Regions from separate parts of the Mus musculus genome. Here region 1 is linked to region 2. The links are chromatin loops, found by intact Hi-C in ENCODE. Cell type or tissue: left cerebral cortex. All regions are shown on one strand.

Region 1 (2,500 bases), 100 kb after region 2:
TTTAAAAGACCCAACTCCGTTTCGAATAACACCTACATGCAAAGTGTAAAATGTGTACTAAGTCCAGTTATCTGCAGTTTCTCCGTTGTCATATGGGCTTGTGCTGTACTGTTTATCCGCATGTGTCCAAGAACTAGCCTGAGTTACACACTCATTTATCCATGTGCCCGTTGATACGGTGCTGGTCTCTGGGTGCATGTGCATGCACACACACACACACACACACACACACAGAGAGAGAGAGAGAGAGAGAGAGAGAGAGAGAGAGAGAGTCACACACACCATCCCAGAATTAACAGAACATTCTCCACTTTTGGTAAAATACAGACAAGCAAACTTTACAGAGCTGACACAAAACCAAATTTTAAGGGGGCAGGCACATCTTGTATTTTGTCACGGCAAATGAATGCATTACAGTCCTGGCATGCTTTCCTAATGTCCTGCGCCCAAACTCCCAATTTCAAGCCTATTAAGGCAGAATATCTAATGGCAGAGACATAGAAGACTGTACTGGCTTCTGTAGCTTTAAAATTGGTCACCCATTCTGTCTGGACAATTGCCACAGTTGCCAGGACTGCATGGCCTTTGTTCTGGTGGGATGTCCGAGGGGAGCCCCTGTGCAGTGCACATTGCCATCCGGTTCCCTGCGGTCTTACAGAAGTCTGGGCGGAAAAGTTTGAAGCGCTAGACCCTTTCTCACATCCTTGGAGAAGGGGAGGGGATAGGACCCCGAGGGAGGGTAGCAGAGCCAGCCTGGGAGGCGCGGTCTCCGCGAACGCGTGAGAGCGCGTGAGAAGGAGGGAGGGACGCGGGGCGCGGCGGGGAGGCGGGAGGGCGCCAGGACCAGGCGACCGCCCTGTTCTTGCGTGGAGACCCAAAGGAACCAGGAGGACCAGAAGGGACGGAACCCAGCTGTGGACTGTGTAGGGAGAGGGGCGGAGCTCGGACCGAGTGGCAGGGACGCGGCTGCGGCCCGAGGGGCGGGGGCTGCGAGCTGCCAACGGGTGGAGTCGGGGTCCCCATCGCGTCTCAGCGCAGCACATCTCCGCCAGTCTGCTCCGTGACCCGGCGTCCAGGAGCAGAGCAGAACCGCCGGGACCGTCCGTTGTTGGATCCCGGGGCACCGGGGATCGTTCTTCGTCAGGTAGGGTCGGCGGCAGGGTGTCTCATGTAGGGAACTTGGAGAATCCGAGGTTCCGGGTCCTGTAGCATGAAGGGACCACGCAGGGTCGCCAGCGCTTGTCCCAGCTGCTGTAGTGAGCGCTGGACAGGCATGGGGCGTGGGGCATGAGGAGTGGTGAAGCGGTTTCTAATTCCTTTCCAGCAAGGACCCTGCCACCTTTGGGATGTGGGAAAGGAGGCCAAGACCAGAATCTTTCTTAGAACTCTGGATTTAACCACAAGGAGGCAAATTTGGCAATTTGTAGAAAGAAACCTCTAGTTGCCATGGGAGATGTGGCGCTGTCACCTATGCAAAGGCTCCCGGGCGATGGGATGCACTTCTTCCTCTTCTCTGGGGATGGAAATGAGACTTGGGAGAACAAAGATGATGCTGGCAAGAGCTTGCCAGCTGGCGCCTCTTGCACATATCCCTCTGACCCTTGGCCTCAACCTCCCATTGTCTTAAGGCCAGGGACAAAGTGAGGGGCAGGTCAGGACTTACAGCTCTGTGCGTCCCAGGACCACAAAGGCTGCCTTTCCTTTCTTAAACACCTCGATAGGCAGAAGCCCTCCTTTTAACTAGTCTCTTGGACACCTTCAACATCTTCTGAAAGGAAATAGTGATTTTCAGAGACCTGGCCAGCTATCTGTGCCTTTTCCTCACTTGTGGCTCAGAATGGATTTGGGGTCAGTGTGTTAAGACTTTGTGTTCAACACTTGTCACCTGAAGGGACTATTGATCACTTTAGAAGCCATCAAAAAGCCAGGTCAAGCAAGACCTGGCTGTTCTGTGCTCGCCACAAAAAGGACGGTGTAAGGACCAGTCTTTACCCTCATGTATGTGCAAGGTGCGAGCGCGCGCGCGCGCGCGCGTGTGTGTGTGTGTGTGTGTGTGTGTGTGTACACAGGCACGCACGCACGCATGCATGCACGCACACATGCATGCACGTGTCATGTGTTTCTGAGACGCTTTAAGTAGGACTTTCTTTGAGAGTCATGGGAAGTCTCTGGTGTCCTGCCAGGATGACAGTTGTCCCACATTACTGCCAGGGTCTGTGATGCTCTTGTCACCCTGTCATGCCTGTCCTGAAACATTTAGTTTAGAATCAGGGTAGGCATCAAAGTCACCCATGAGATCTTGGAATGAAAGCCAGGCTCAGGAGGGACCTCTGCAGGTTCCTTACAGAGCCAGAGTTGCTTCAAGTTTGCTCTTGGTATATTTAAAGGGTTCAGTTGTTAATATTACAGAGGTACCAGTGATGGACAGTTAACTTTAACATTTCTATGGTGAGTGAAGGGGGAGACGAATGTGAGCCCACAAGACTTATATTTGGTGGAT
Region 2 (2,500 bases):
ACCACTTCCTTGTTAATGTTTGAACAAACTATCCCACTCAGAGAAGGGTTGTTCCCATGTCAGTCCCTCTAGAAGCCTCTCATTCGCCTGATCCAGCCAATTGATCTCTGCAGCTCCATCTCCAGACCTCTCCATCCATCGCCGAATGGGCACAGGTGACCGTGCCAATATTGCTTAACCAAGTGTATACTTCCCCCCAGGACAATCAAGTAAAATAACACTCACTTTCTCCTGAAACGACAAACTCCTTTCAGTCTACTGGTAGGGTTTGTAATGTCTTATCTTTCACTATTCCTGTATCTTTGACAATTTCTTAAATGTATTTTTATAATTTTTTATTTAAATCTTTGTAATATATTGAAGTAGATGAAATTATCTCCCCTCCAAATAATACCCATAAGACTATCCAGAGTGTCACAATTACCAAAGTTCGAGGACCTGCATCTGTCAATGTATTTGCTGTTACAAACAACAACAAAAAGCCAGAAGAAATGATAACTTAACAAAGAGTGAGTAGAGTTATGGCCCCCAAAGACTTAGTAGACTCAGATATTTTAGCAATTTATTTAAGAAGCACTATGATTGAGAAATCATTTGCTAAATATTCATTTTCAATTAGGCTTTTAAGTGGAATGTCTCATATTCACCCCAGTTGTAGTGAGCCAAATTACTTTGGCTAAATTGCTTTCAGCCTAATCAGATGCTATTTCTTAATACGAAGCCTCCTGTAACTACTAGCAATTAATTGAAGCAGCCTTAAAGATCCTCTTCCATTAGAGAGATTGTCTTCAGGGATCAGTCATTTTTATGATGTTTGTGAGAAAAAAAAAAAACCAGAATAAAGAACAGGTTCCCTACTGTCAGCTGTCAGGGTATTCCCTCGGTTCTGTTCTGCTGCTTGCTTAAGAAGGCTCAGTGGTAGAGTCATTGACTGTCATGCATGAGTTTGGGTTTAGTTCCTAAACAAGGGGGAGGGAGGGAGGGAGGGAGGGAGGGAGGGAGGGAGGGAGGGAGAGAGAAAGAGAGAGGGAGGGAGAGAGAGAGAGAGAGAGAGAGAGAGAGAGAGAGAGAGAGAGCTGCTCAGAGCAAACACCCAGATTTCTGACCTTAATCAGGAACTTGTGTGAAAACACCCTCTTCTTAGAAGAGAGGCAAGGCTCTGTGAAAGAGTACTTATTTATTTAAGCTCACTGAGAACAATAATGCCCTTTGAAAATGATGTCTCGTGTAATTTTAATATTACAAGAAACACTTTCTTTGTCAGCCACAAATTCAAAGCTTCACAAGATCATATTCTCATCATTAAAAATTTTATATAATTTTCAAGCGGCTTAATTTATTACAGGGAAAGATTAAGACCATGAGAAAATTGGGTTTCAGTCCCATCCAGCGTCTTAATGTTGAGCATAAAAGGCTTTATAGTAGTTGCCACTAGGTGGGGGCAGCACAGCAGTTGCTTCTGCTCGGAGCATCTAAGAATAGAAAGCCTTTCTTAGAGATAGAGAGGAACCACAAATCTGGAATGCTTCTGCTAATTATAAGCAGCCTCTTTGAAAGAGGAGTTGAATTTAATTACAGGGACTTCTTTCCTCCACATCACCTGTCCTGCTTAGTTAGGGAAAGCCCATACCCTGGCCCCACACTTTCTTCACTCTCTTGTGTTCATCCCTTCTCAGGGGCTGCAGCAGATGACAGCCACGCTGCAATGGTGAGTGAGGGCAGAGCAGAAGACATCTGGAGAGTGTGGGTGAGCAAGCTCAGCATAGGAAGAGCTCAGTGCTGTATCTCAGAGACAAGAGACCTGATCTTCTTTAACACTGCAAAGCAGAGATGCATTTTGATACAGTGTGCCTATTGCCAAGAAGGGGTAAGACAAAGGAAGACTTTTGGAAGGCACTTAGGACCTGACGTTCTGGATGAGAACTGACAGGACCTTGCTTTTGCTTCTGTATTCTCTCTCTCCCTTCTCTCTCTCCTCTCTCTTCTCTCTCTCCTTTCTCCCTCTCTCCTTTCTCTCTCTCTTCTCTCTCTCCTTTCTCTCTCTTTCTCCTCTCTCTGTCTCTCTCTGTCTCTCTCTCTGTCTCTCTCTCTCTCTCTCCTCTCTCTCTTCTCTCTCTCTTCTCTCTCTCCTTTCTCCCTCTCTCCTTTCTCTCTCTCTTCTCTCTCTCCTTTCTCTCTCTTTCTCCTCTCTCTCCCCCCTCTCTCTGTCTCTGTCTCTCTCTGTGTCTGTCTCTCTGTCTCTCTCCCTCTCCTCTCTCTCTCTCTCTCTCTCTCTCTCTCTCTCTCTCTCTCTCTGCACATATATATGGATCAGTGCTCAGGAGTACCCAGGAGAGTTAGATCCCCTGCAGTCACAAATAGTTGTGAGCTGCCTGACCTGGTGGTACCAGGACCCAAACTCTCTACCAGAGCAGCAAGGGCTCTTACCTTCGAGCCAACTCTCCATCTTTGTCTACTTTTGATGTGACTAAGACAACAAGGGCCCCAGCAGTAAATATAG

What was found. Hi-C counts contacts between places; a loop is a spot of excess contacts. Peaks named below come from ENCODE experiments on the same cell type or tissue, not always from the same donor. Only the 100,000 strongest peaks of a DNase experiment are listed, where the experiment ranks them.
Region 1: a loop joins it to region 2, with 4 times the contacts of the local background. A loop is called at or near these places in 7 of 42 quality-filtered maps.

Annotation. Positions count from the first base shown.
Region 1 is chr8:10,153,103-10,155,602 of GRCm38, forward strand. Myo16 (myosin XVI) reads left to right here and starts at 809. Exons shown (of 35, transcript NM_001319151.1): 1 at 809-1,144. In left cerebral cortex, a CTCF peak has its summit at 1,387; DNase peaks (open chromatin) are centred at 620, 961 and 1,364; H3K4me3 peaks cover 1,565 bases; H3K27ac peaks cover 1,222 bases.
Region 2 is chr8:10,052,200-10,054,699 of GRCm38, forward strand. No RefSeq gene overlaps it. Among named protein-coding and RNA genes, the nearest start is that of Tnfsf13b, 47 kb to the left of the region's middle. In left cerebral cortex, a CTCF peak has its summit at 1,431 (motif pointing right); DNase peaks (open chromatin) are centred at 1,508 and 1,679; H3K27ac peaks cover 553 bases.